2 separate regions of the Mus musculus genome follow, and region 2 is linked to region 1. A link is a loop called in an ENCODE intact Hi-C map of the cell type or tissue named here. Cell type or tissue: gastrocnemius. All regions are shown on one strand. Links, peaks and the distances in the headings refer to the core of each region. The heading gives the core; the rest is flanking DNA.

What was found. Peaks named below come from ENCODE experiments on the same cell type or tissue, not always from the same donor. Only the 100,000 strongest peaks of a DNase experiment are listed, where the experiment ranks them.
Region 2: a loop joins it to region 1, with 2.0 times the contacts of the local background. A loop is called at or near these places in 2 of 42 quality-filtered maps.

Annotation. Positions count from the first base shown.
Region 1 is chr14:40,835,954-40,842,858 of GRCm38, forward strand. Sh2d4b (SH2 domain containing 4B) reads right to left here. Exons shown (of 8, transcript NM_177816.4): 5 at 6,421-6,637; 6 at 4,272-4,396. Among named protein-coding and RNA genes, the nearest start is that of Sh2d4b, 54 kb to the right of the region's middle. In gastrocnemius, for the core only: a CTCF peak has its summit at 3,215; no DNase peak of the experiment used is centred there; H3K27ac peaks cover 758 bases.
Region 2 is chr14:40,883,969-40,890,873 of GRCm38, forward strand. The region is part of intron 1 of Sh2d4b (SH2 domain containing 4B); the gene reads right to left. Among named protein-coding and RNA genes, the nearest start is that of Sh2d4b, 5.9 kb to the right of the region's middle. In gastrocnemius, for the core only: a CTCF peak has its summit at 3,036; a DNase peak (open chromatin) is centred at 3,029.

The DNA.
Region 1 (6,905 bases), core at 1,844-4,343:
AGGACTGATAAACTGTGGCCAGCTGCACAAAGCAGAACTAACAGTGTACTGGTCCTTAAGTGTACACTTCAAGAAACTCAAATGTTGCACATCACTCTCTTCTACCTACAACATCCCTGTGACAAGAGCATATCTAAGTGGATGCTGTATGCCCAGAAGATGAGAGCTACCAAAGTAGGATGTCTCCAGCAGAGATTCCCCAGCCATCCACGACATGAGCAGGGTCCCTATGAAATTGGTTAATAGACGGTTACAGGCTACCTGTGAGCTAATAAGCTCTGTGTCTCTGTAGGGACTGGTACAGAAGCAGTCCCATCTACTCATCAGGAAATCCTCATGTTGGAAAAAAATTGGGGACCTCCCAGGTATTCTCTACTTTAGCATTTTAGAAATAAACAAAGTTACACACACACACATACATGTCTTAAGAGCCAAAACTGGGCTGCTTATGTTTTGTTTTTATGTAAAAGTGCAATATATCAAACTGTTAAATATCACCATCAATTCAGAAAAAAAAAATAGGGCATTTTAACTCTAAAACTGAAGAAGAATATAATCCTGGAATATAAATATAGCATAGTCTTTTCTTTCTAAGCAAAGGCAGTAGGCCATCTTCCATATATGAGCCTTTTTCTTTCATTCTGTCACAGATTGATGAAAACTTGGTCACCAAATAGTTCTGTTCTATGTGTGAACAACCTCCCTACATGCTTTATGGTAGAAACTGTCAGGAAAATAAGAAGTCAATTACATAAATTCTGAGACTTAAATCTAGGTTCTGTTTGTTCTGTGACAACATAAAACCTAGCCTTTTCTCCACTGAAATAGAAAGTAAAATTAAAGATAAATTTCCATTTCCCTAGCTGGGCATCTGAAGGCAACACAGGTGGCCTGTAACTCTATAAGAGTCACTGCTAAGCATGGCAACACGGGTGACCAGTAACTCTATGAGAGGCACTCCTGAGCATGTATGGCACTGTTCTATCCATATGAAAGGACACATAGGCTTCATCAAGTTGGACCAAGTGACCCTTCTTAAATATATTATCCAAAACAGTCTACCCAGTGAAAGAGACCATTCTGGTCTTTGTACATAAAAATAATAATAAAAATAAAAACCTCTAAGACCTTCCAAAAGAAAAAAGATACATTTGATCACCTCTATTGTACCTCCCCCACTGGCTACCAAGAGCACCTCTAAGCAACCAGCACAGCCACCAAATTCCACCTCCATGGGGACATTTGAGAAGCACTCTGTAGCCACGTGAGACATCATAAACTACTCCCATGGTGGTAATAATATACACATGGGGGGGTGGTCCAAATGGGAGATCCACCAAGGACTTTAGACCATACAATGTTACAGAATGGAGGGAAGCTCCGATACCAGCTCAGGACCACATGGCTCAGTCACCCATGAGTGCTTTCTCTGGGCCATGAAGAGCTAACCCATGGTCCTTTTGGATAGATGGAGGCCTAAGAGAAGGAAGATCCCCCAAAGTGAGAAGTAGTTATAAGAGTCTTGTCATTCAAAACTCCCAAGCACACCACAGACACCAGGCTGCCTCTGGCTGTAGCACCAGTGTAATCATAGCAGGTGTCTGTTCCATCTAGAAATTTTGAGACTACTGTGTGACTCACTCTTTCCTTTCCCTATGCCATGAAACCACTAGACTTTCCAATAGAAACAAAACCTTAGTATGAGGCCTAGATGTCTAGGCTAACAAGCATGAGAGCAGAGTATAAAATAACCCTTAGTTGGTAGTAACCTCTGTTCTGAGATGCAACAAAGCCTACATACATAATGTGATCCACATAGTGGGGGGGTTATAGTGGTCTTCTAGATGTTACAATACTGATGGTAATAGACGATGGCAAGCTTCTCTTGGCTGTGTTTCTGAACCTGACGCCTAGCTAACTGGGAAGCAGAGGTGACAGGTGAATAGAGAAGTGCCTAAGGCACATGTCCTGCATCTTTTGGGCATATCACCAATTAAAAGAACAAGTCATCTCTCTCTTGCACAGCTCTGGCTTGTGAGATTGTTACTAAGCTCTGTGGTAGGGCTATCACACAGCTACAAGGGCCCAGTACTGACCACCAAGAATTGTTATTTGGGACTGGAAAGCCTGGGATCTGAAGCAAATACCCACCTTTATCCATTCCTGTGCCTACTGTGCAGGCACTGGGTAACACATTCCAGTCACTTCACCTTGCTGAGTTACATTCATACAGGAGAATAGACAATGAACATTAAGAGAAATACCATGGCATAAGGGAGTAATTTGGGAATGATAGAAGACAAATTGGCAGAGCTTAAAGAAAATAGCCTTGGAAGGAAATCCAGGAAAGTCTTCTCAGAGGAGCAAATACTGCAGATGAAAAGTAAGACAGTATACGTCAAGCAAAGAGCTGGGGAGAGACAGCAAAGGCAGGCAACATCATCGCAAGGACAAACAGCCTGAGCTGGAAAGGAGGGTAGATCATTCAAGAAGAAAAGAAAGGCCAGAGCTCTGGGCAAGGGGGCACAGGTGATTGACATAAGTTTGGTGTGGGAACTACTTGTCACTTGGGCCTTGTGGACCTTGGACCAGGGTTTAGAGGGGTTTCAGTTTGGGGATTTTGTGGGATTTTTTTTCTTATATGCATGCATAAAGGGAGGTAAGGGATAACACAGCAGAGATGTGATGGAATCTGACTGCATTTACAAAAGAGTCCCAGAATGCTCTGTGAAGGGTGAGCCAAAAAGAAGACAGACCAAGAGAGACTGGAAGCGCCTTTGTGACCTTCAGAGTTCCTATCAGTACTTCATCTGAGCTGCCTGCAGCCTGCATTTAGAGTTCACACACTCTTTGGGCTCTAGCAGATGAGAGTAAAGGTGCAGATAGTTTTGTTCAGTTAGCACATTTTCCTGCTAAGCACTTCTTGTTCCTTTCTCAGAGCTAGAGCCATGCCCAGTACATGCCTATGAGGACCTTCCTTTGCCAGATGCCAAGCAACTATCAAGACACCATAACTCTGTAGCAACATGGCACTAGGTTCATCCCCCCCACTGGATAGAATTAAAAGAACATGGAGCCTGGTCTGAACTAGGAGGACAAATCGACACCAAGACAAGCACGAGAAACACGGGCCAAGGGAGATTTGACAATAAGGAAGCAAGCAGATAGGGGTCAAGTAAGTAATAGCAGTGTTAGAGACGTCTATTCTGACAGGGGGAGCCCTCGGCTTTCCTGACTTGAGCTAAGTGCTAGTAAAGGAAAGAAGGCTTAGGGAACAAGGCCAAGGTGCAGAAATATGACCCTCTGGCTAGACTGCTGGAATATAAGGGTTCACATGAACACAGAGAAGGTTTTCCTAGGCCAGTCAGCCTTAGGTAACCTTCTGACTATCCGGAGGAACATCAATGAGATCAGCCAAGATCATGTGAACCAAGCCAGAACTGTCCAGCCAATTCAGACACACATGAAGAAATAAAAAAGGTCTAGTTGCTTTAAGGTGTGGTACTTTGAAGTTGTTTGGTATGCAGCCATAACTAACTAATATTGAGAGAACTCAAAGCCAGAAGCTACTGCTAATTCTCCGTAGCAAATCTCTGGTGACGCCACAGTCATGTTTGTTTTCCTGGGTACGGAGTATTCAGATCACTGAACAGAGGTTCTGGACCTGGAGATTTATTCTTGAAGTTTACTTTACACATCATCTGGTACCTTTCTGGAAACACCCTTCTGTCTTTGGACTTTGGTTTTGTATCTGGAATGAAAATATTGGAAGATTTCTAAAGAGCTGCCTCATCAAATGCTCTGCACTTAAGTGACTCTGAACTCTTCTTCATCCATCAATCTGGCATTTAACCAAAATGCTCCCCCCACACACACAGTAAACAGCCTACTGTGCTATGGCTATGAACAGAGCTGTAGACTCAAGAATAACTAAAGTGTTGACCCTGCTTACCAGAGCCTGGGGCCCCTGGGCTCACTGTATAATGAGTGCAAAGGTATAACTTGGTGGGTGACCTGAAAACCAAAGAGGCCAAGTGCTGATGACAACAGAAGGAGGAATTCAGCTTCACAACTTCCTGAGGGGATACATGTCCAGCATCCCGGTGCCCCTGGACTCGTGGATTCTTGCCAAGAGTTGAAGGAAGAATTGAAGCAACATAGACCCCAAAGTTCTCCACACCTCTAATTACAGCTACCCTCCAAGACTTCTTTCATGTGTCAAAGAGTTGGACATTAGCATCATCTGCAGTGGGGCCCAGAAACTACACTACCATGAAACCAAGGGGCGATGGACTTGGTGTTCCTCTCAAAGCCTGCTCGGCGAGGCAGCTGTTCCTCCTTGAACCAGCGCACGATGACTTCTCTGGAGAGTGGACGCAGAGGTCGCTCCCAGGTCCTGCAAGGAAGAAAGAGAGTGAGGGAGGAGATGGATCAGAGAGGAAGAAGAAAGGAAAGGAGAGGGATAGGGAGGAGAAAGGTAAGAAGTAGAGTGGAAAGAGATGGCAGAGCAGATAAAGGCATTTGCTCCCAAGTTGACCCATGTGAGTTTGATTCCAGGAACCCACATGCAGAAAATTGACTCTCACAGGTTGTCCTCTGGCCTCCACATGCGTGATCTTGTGTGTGTGTGTGTGTGTGTGTGTGTGTGTGTGTGTGTAAGAGAGAGAGAGAGATTAATTAATAAAAAGTTTTAAAAGCGTAGAATGGAGAAGGCATCTCTAATTATTTTCCCAGATTCAGAAAACACACAAGAAATTTATCTCATAAAAATCAAGCATTTCTGCATCTAGAATAGTCTACCTCCAAAAATCAAAAGATAAATGACAAATTGAGAAAACGGATTTGTCACAATGTTTTCCTCTAACTTAAGGAAATATTTGATATGAATAAAGAGCATGGAGCACACAGTGAGAGAATGGACTGGACCACAGATCGAGAAGAAAATAGCATGGCCCTTCGACATTTGTGAATTGCTTAGTCTGGCTCATAGACACACGTGTGCTTTGAAATGTACCCCCAAGACATATCTCCTCAAACAAGGTTGACAGCAAAACAAGGTGGGCCAGGATAAAGGATATGAAGATGCAAAGCATTGGTATTAGCCCCGTGCAGGACCACTGAATCTCAAAAGCACACAGCCCTGGAGCAAAGACCCTGCTTGGGAGAATATCTTTGCAGATTATGGTTGCCTAATGTAAAATTAATTTCTGCAAGTTTATATACAGAGCCCTGTTGATGATTGCAAAAAGATTTGAAATAGCAATGTCTGATAGACTGATAGAGTCTCTGATGACTAATAGCAAAGCCACACTACAGAATACAAATTGGTTATTAAAGAAAAGAGGACAAGCAAGGTTGTTTGTTTGCTTGCTTGCTTGTTTTTATGTTGGAAACTGAACAAAAAAACCCAGGGGTTAGGATGGGGTACAGATAAGAAGCTGAGATCAATGTCTATGGTGGTACAGTGAAGAGATGGTACCCAAAAAGGGAATCAGATTTCTCTATGAACACAAGAGCTTCTCAGACCTTCTAGTTTAGGAGTCATACATAAGGAGGAAGGGATGGAGGAAGAAGGGATGGGGAGAGAAGATGGAAAGACAGAGTCAGCTCTTAGTAGACTCTAGAGGAAAGGAGTGGTGGGTGATGAACAACCCCAAACTCCAATCAGAACAAAATGAGACAAACTGCATTATCTGTGGGTGAACTGACTCCTGAACATTCCCTGAGGACAAGGGAGCCACGGGCATGCAATCCCACATATCTGGTCCACAGGATGTAGCTGTTGTGCAAGGAGGGCCAAAGGGCCTTGAGACAAGAGGCCAGATCTCAGGGCTGGATAGCAAGACAGGCAGAACATGAAGAGGCACCAGGTGGCCTGTGTCTTTGGCTTTGCCAATCAGGGGTTGTCACTGAAATGTCCTTGGCAAACAATGCCTCTAGGTACACAAATATGCACAAGGACCTCTCAATTCTACCAATACTAGTGTGTAAACCTGCTGTTCAAACTAGGTGCAAACCAGTTCCATCCATGGTTAGAAAAGGCTATCGTCCTATTCTCAGATACTGAGCCATATTCATTCCATCTTAGGCCTGTCATTACAAGGTTTTGACCAGGGTCAAGAAGTCTAAAACTATGAAAACACTTGGGGTATTTGTATATTGAGATTTTGAGGGACAGAGGCTATACAGGTTTCTTTAGATTATCAAGGATGACAAGAATCCTTGACCTCTGAATGTTTAACCCCCAAATTGCAAAGTTGTTTGAGAGGTTCAGAGCATACCTCATTTCTATGTTCTGCCCATTATATAGACTGCAATGTTGAGGCCATGGAAGGCAAATGACCCACAAGTAACAAACAGAGCCTGTACTAGAATCCATGGAGCTTGTTTCATGGGCCCACAGCTCTTCTTGGAGCATACCTGTCAGGTCCTGTGAGGGGTGATGGTGGACTGGTGTCAGGAAGTTGGTGATAAAGTCTTGCCTCTTGCTCGTGGTTCTGGCCAAGCTCTTGGAACATGGTGCTTAGGCCAGCAACAGTGCCCTTCTGGATGGCTCGGAGTGAATGGCGCCGGTACTCATCCCGGGCTCGCTGAGCACGACGGCTCCTCTCTTCATCAGCAGCCTTGGATCTCCGCACTGGAAAGGAAAACAGATTGGTTGGCCTTGGCCCATACCCCAAGCTGTGCACTGGGTAAACACAAACAGCACTGTATACAACTTACTTGGAATTCCATGATTCCTTGGGAATTGGCCACACAGAACCTCATAGCCTATAAGACTCTTGGCTCCTCTAGAGAGATAGCAAAGCACTCCAAGCCGTGTAAGTTTGTATGTGGGCGCGTGCGTGTGTGCGTGGGTGCGTGCGTCCATATGTAGCTGTTAAGGGAATTTTGGAGTGGAGAAA
Region 2 (6,905 bases), core at 2,083-4,582, 48 kb after region 1:
CTGTGAACTGATTTCTTAAAATAAAGTTGTAAATACATTTCCATTCTGATGATTCTGTATCTCGAGAGAATCCAGACTTAGAAATATGCTAACTAGCTGGCCATGAAATGACTGAATCATACCTTCTAGGCAGTAAGGAACCAGGAGACACTGGGGACCACAAGATACCGTGCACAGCTCACCCACCATGTCTATTCACCATTCCTAAAGGTAAAAACATGTGTGGCTTTATAACGTCTCTCAGAGAATCCTGCAGGTAGGTGGCCCCAACAACAGGTGCGTTCCCTGAATGTAGGTGTCACTTGCTCTAAGCTATCAATTTGATCTTCTAGGAAAACAAAAATAACCTGCTGAGGTGTAAAAGCCGTATTGTTAAGCTACTGCAAATCAATATCTTAATAGCATATTGAGTTTTATTGGGGCCATCTCGTTTCATCTTCCCCATGAGGTCAGGGCATATGCCCTATTGTCATCTTCGGTTGTCACAGACACTCGAGTATCTTGCCTAGGCCAAATTAGTATGTGTAAACAGTCACAGTTAGTGAGTGTGCAGAGCCAAAATTCAAACCAGTTACTGAATGTCACTCTGACATAAATAATACAAAGTCCTAGGACAATGTAAACATCAGGTCAGTAGTATAGCTTATTTTACGTTGTATTCCATACAGACTTCACAGTTGGTTATCCAGGGCTCTCTCTAAGCTGTGATGACAATATAGACCTCCAACCCAGCCCCTGCCCTTCTAACTCACAGATTATGTGGCCTGTTGAAGGGGAATGTCTTAGGATTTGCTACAGTTATCACTGAGAAATTCACAGCATTCCAGCACCTACAACTCTAACCCCTTATCTGGAATTTCTTAAGGACTAAAACAACAGAAACAATATGGCAGTGAGAAGCTGGGGACCCTAATCTTTGTCCTGTTCCTTATTAGCACAGTATTCCTACTTAGGACAATGTCGGAGGCACTAATCATTTACTTTGACATAGGAGAGGGTTGCATATATTAAGAGACTAGATGTGCTAAGCCTTCAGTATCTCACAAATTCTAAACATCAGCCCTCAACTTTGGCAACCAGAAAATAAGCATACCGATGAAAAAGGATAGAGATAAATGATCCCTGATACTTAAGGTAATTTTGAAGTGACATGGGAATGACTGATACGAAAACAAGCCCAAAGAATTTAGACCTCAAAGTCTAAAGTAAAGACCTATTTCCATATGGAAGCACCCCAAGAAGCATTGCAGATTCTTACATGAGGAAATAACTGGAAAGCAACAGCGTTCACTACCCTGAGAGACACAGAAGCCAGGCAGTCATCTGCAAGCTGCCACTGCATCAGAGCTGGAGCTGAGACCTGGGATCAGATTACAAGGCGATGTAACCAGCTGGTTGCCTTGCCCAGGAACTATCCCTGCCAACCTCAGGGTTGGAGAGGGAAGCTGGAGGTGACTCGCACCAGAGTCTTTGACACAAAGAAAGAGAAAGTAAATCTGGGCAGCCCAGTCCAAAGGCAAGCACTGGGGCTCTGTGCCAGCCAGAAAAGGCAGCCGCCCCCATGCAGGGAACCCAACTCAAGTGCTCTACAAGAACAGCTTACACTTAAGCTCTGAGCCACCTCTCCAGATGCCTTCTTCCTTTTTCCTTCAGTCTTGGATTCTATCCCATGGACTGGTGCTACCCAGATTCAGGTTGTGTTTTCCTACCTCAAAAAGAAAAGAAAAGGAAACAAAAACAAAAACAAAAACCTGTGAGACCCAGAGCAAGTGCTCTGCCCCCACCTGCCTCTCCTCTCTCTTAATATAATATTTGTATTACTTGAGGAATTTCATATCATACACATATCTCACTTATTTCCTAGTCCTTTCATATCCACCTTCTACCCTGTGAGCTCCCCCAAATATTAAAAAAAAAAAGTCCAACTTGTGTTATCTACATACTCACTGTAGCATGGTCAAACTTTCAGTGGCCTCCCTCTTAAATAGAACTGAGTTGTTCCCCTGAACCCCTGTCAGAAGCCAACAACTGTGGAGAGCTAACGTCAACACCCTTATCACACTTTTTAAAAGTTCTCTTCCATGACTTCCTATTTAGGCTGCTATTTTTTTTCCTTTCCTGGGGGGGGGGGGGGAGGAGTTGGGGTGGGGATAGTTTTGTCTCTTAAATGAATATAAACCCTGTCAAGTTGACATTAAGATCAGCCACCACAATCAGGGAGATTGTGCACCTTTTTACATCTTCATTGTGATTTGAAGTAGTCCTTTATATACTGCTCATTTGGATATTTTCTTACTTTTTCTCTTAATTGTCTTTCCCTAATTGATTTGGGAAACTAGCTTATATTTCCCGAATATTAATACCTCGTCTGTTCTATGTGTTATAAATCACCCCCCCACCATGTATCTTCTGTTTTGTTCTTTTAAGGATTTTTATTATTGTGCTGATGCTTGCATGTGTGTATGATCTCTCTGTGTGACAGCAGTCGTGCGTGTGCCAGAGCATGAACAACGGAGGAGAGAGGACCACTTCTGAGAGTTGATTCTCTTTTCCTATTGTGTCTTGATGCATGGTCTCACTTGTTTCAGCCATGTTGCATAGCATACTCCAGGGCAGCTGGACTAGTCTCCTATCTCAGCTTCCCACCTTGAGGTGGGAGTAACAGACTACAAAATGCAAAGCCACAACACATGACTTTTTAATGTGGCCTCTAGGGGTTAAATTCAAGTTATCAGGCTTGCACAAAAACTTCTACCCACTGAACCATCTTGATGGCCTTTGTCTTTTTCAAAACTATCAAGGAGATAGTTTCTCATTTAATGATGTTTTTCTTTATTTTACATTTTTCTTTTATTGGCTTAATGTTTTTACTATTTTGTATGCTGGCTTTTACTTATCTTTAATGTGTCTTTTCAGGAGCTGAAGAGGTAAATTAGTAATTAAAATCACTGACTGGATTTAAGTTCAATTCCTGCAAGGCAGTTCATGACCCTCTGTGACTCTAATCCCAGAGGATCTGATGCCTCTTCTGGCCTCCGAGGGTACTACACCAGCATGGTACTACAGAGACATCAACATTCAGGCAAACACTCATACACATAAAATAAAAATGATAACATCTCAAAAAATAAACAGATAAATAAAAGTCTTTTGTGTACACGGAAAAAAAACTATAGTAAAATGCTGGTGCTGAAGCAGAAAGAATAGAAGCTTGAATCGTAGCAGGTAGGCCAGTTCTCAGATCCCAGTTCCCCATTACTTCCCCAGTGCAGACTGCTAAGTCTGCCTGAGATTCATCTGCCAAATTAAAATAGAGCTCAATTCTCACTTTATCAATTCAAAGGCATGCATCTTAACATCTCTGCAATCAGGGTGTGTCTTACAATCAACAGTGCATCATGACTTAATTCATAAAATGCATACAGGGCGGCTTCTGGGTAAGAAGGTAAGACTAAACAGGATCAGCACAGGCCTGGCAGGTCTTCCATCAGGGTGAGCTCTTCTCAAGGAATACAGCTGCTATTGTTTTGCTGGCTTCCCAGTACCCTTTGCTTTTGAGCTTCCAACATTCACTTGCTGAGGACCCCTTCACGATCCCCATATCAAAAGCTCTCAGCTGACACTCCATGTAATGGGATTCAGGTAATGGGGTTCTGATGCTAACATCCCGTTCCCCAATTGGTTCTTGATTTGTCAGTAAAGAAGGCTGGGGGCCAGTTGGTGGTTAGAAGGTACAGGCGGGACTTCTGGGTCCCAGGAGAAAAAGGCAGATTCAGGGAAGGAGGAAGGAATTTTTTTTCTGCCATACTTTGGAAGAGGAGGAACCCAGCAACCATGTGAGATCTTGGGGAAACCGGGGGTCTATGGCCTCCACTACAGGCAGGGATAGGTGTGATTAGCCCCTGAAGTTTAGGGCAAGTGGAGAGACAGAGATAATAAATTGGTAAGGGCGCGCTTTTCCAGGCAGGAGATAGTAACACCCAGCAAATGTGCCTAGAAGGCAAGTTGTAAAGGAACAAACTCTGTGTGTGTGTGTGTGTGTGTGTGTGTGTGTTTTATCCTCAGATTCAAGGGTCTCAGGTAGAACCTGGTAGCATGGTCACCTCCCAGAGCAAAGGCAAGTAGAACAAAAGGGAAGTGGGAATGGGCCAGTAGTGAGGCTGGACCCAGAGCTAAAGGTGATTAAAACTTAAAACTACACACAACAGAGTCAGACTATCTGGATCTTGTATTTAAGGGTTCCACACAAAGTAACTCTTTCTCTATAGCATGACTTCCCATTGAACAACAAATGATCAACCACAACAACTGACTCTACTGAGTCACTGAACATAAACAGTTAACATGACAGTGGATGAGTAGACTTTCAATCTGTGGGGTTTCCTTCTGCTGCATCTGGATCAAGAGATGGCTACAAAGGAGTATCTCATAGTGAGAAAAACAATGTGTGTGCCCAATGTCCTCTGCTTTCCCTTACAATAGAGTTCTAAGCTATCATTTCAGCTCATTTCTATGGTTCCAACTGTGTATCTGAGAGTTGGGAAAGTCATAGAGTTTTGTGAACTAGAATGATCTATGATCCCTGGGTTTATTCACAGCCTCATCAAATATAACTAGAGAAAGACCAAGGCACACTTTGCCCCAGCCTGCCATTAGAGTGTGGCCTGAGCTCACAGATGGTGAATTCAGGTCTAATAGAGACTGGGAAATTTTCCCAGTAAAGGAAGAAGCTCAATGAGAACAATGGCCAGAAGGAATGTGATACCATTTTAGGTTGAGCATACCTGAGCAATGTTGTACAGAGAGATCCCAAGAGGCCAGAATACACCTCAACAGGAACACAGGAGATATGCCATGCAGAACAAATTAGGAGAATGAAGACTGGGAAGGTATGTGCATATGCTGAGAAGGGAAAGACCCAAAGGATGGATGTTTCCAATTTGAGCCACCACATAGATTCCTTGCATGATACCTGGCTCCTGGTACTTGTGTCAACTATGTACAGTATGATCTTTCTGTTCAAACTTCCAAAGGCTAAACTCTATGCAAGCCATCAATTGGGATAAATGATTGAATGGGTGAATGGCTACACAAGAGAACAAGTGACAGATTTTTCCATTTAATTGGAGTTCTAAGACCCGTAGGAATTATAAAGGAAAATCTGTTTTGAGACTATAGGTCAAAGCCATGGGATGTGTATTTGACTCCATCACTCAGCAGCTGGGTGGCCTTGGCTGTACTTTATCTGTTCTGTGAGGCTCGGCACTCCTACTTGCAGTAGGATCATAGGTTCTTGCCTTCCAGACATGGGGAGCCTTCAGGTATGTGCTTCAACAAAGCTCTCACAGGTTGTAGGGCCTTCAAGACCCTTCACTGGGATTCTTGAACAGGAATCAGGCACTCTGGACTCTCACCGCTCCAACAAAAAGCTTTCTGGTTCCTGGGACAGAGCCAGGTCCTCCCCTAGAACTCTCCAGAGTCAAGCCCAAGGAGTTCCCAGGGGTAGCACTGAAGCATGGAGCTAAAATCTGGATGGGATTTTGGCCTAGGATACATACATTCCTCAGCCAGTCCCCTCTCTTTTCTATTTTTTATAAATCACAAATGTAATTACTCAGAAAATAATCTTCTGCACCAAAACCCCAAATGAGTTTAATGTATAATTTATATATGAAAATGTAGATGTCAGTGTGTGATGAATCTCCACATAAATATTTTTGCAGTTAAATTTTGAGGCATCTGTCTTCTTCCCAAAGGACTTCCCAGACAGATGTGAGGCCTCAGGACTCAGGCTGAGTGGGGATGGAAAGCCTTGGCGTGTGGACTGCCACAGCTTGTGATTTGGTTGCCAGAACATCGAGCCCAGACTTTGAGCCAGCCAGCTAAAGTCATGTCAGAGCTCTGTCACAACCTCTGGTTGTGTATGTTGGCGGGAGAGGGGTCACATGCTCAGGGCGAGTGTTCTTGCTATTTCTTGCTCAGAACAAGTATTTAACATTGTCCCAGCTCTATGCTCAGTCTCAAGGAAGGAAAACACAGTGAAGTGTAGCTTGAGTGCCAGCAGTTTGGAATCTACTGGGAGAGTCACACAAGGGAATGGTGAATAACAATGGTGGGGTAGCAAATGATGCAACTGGGGTTGGTCCTATGTGCCAGAAAGGTACATCAATGGCATCTCCCAAGATTCCAGGGGCAGGGACAACAGATAAAACAAAAGAACATCACCAACAGTAAGAAAAACATGCAAAAGACCAGGGTGAGAGTGGACATGATGAGGCGGTACCATCATGCCTGAAGAATGTATTGAGGCAGACCAACATGGAAGTTAGATTGGAAGGCGGAAGCCAGGCCACCAACAGGCCTGCACTGCACATGGCCTGGGTTGAACCCTTTGAATAAATCAAAGCTACACTTTGCTTGATGAATAGATGGAGACAAGTGAGGGAGGGTCCAGGGGCAAAAAAGAAAGCAAGTGGATTCGTGCTACAAAGTATAGAGTTGAGCTAAAAAAAAAAATAGCCCTTACATTCTAAGAGACTAGAACTTTTGCTGGACTTTACAGACAGACTTAGTAACATACCTTGAGGTCACTTAAGACTTTTAAGATCACTATCCTACTGTGTACTCAGTCTGTTCGTTTAATCTGCCTTTAAGAGGACAATACAACAACCAGCCTTAATTGCTTAGAATTTCAAATGTATTCAACTTTTACAACCTACGCTAATGCATAGCTGTAATCTTAATCTACCTGGCATTAGTGATCTGCACCAAGTTTTAGCCTTTGAATCTTTGAGTAGATGGATCATAGGGCTTTCGGTTGACTGAAGTAGCAGTATAGGGAATACTGGTGACTCAAGAACCAGGAGGCAAGTGTCATACAAGGCAGCTCCCATGCACCTCACTCA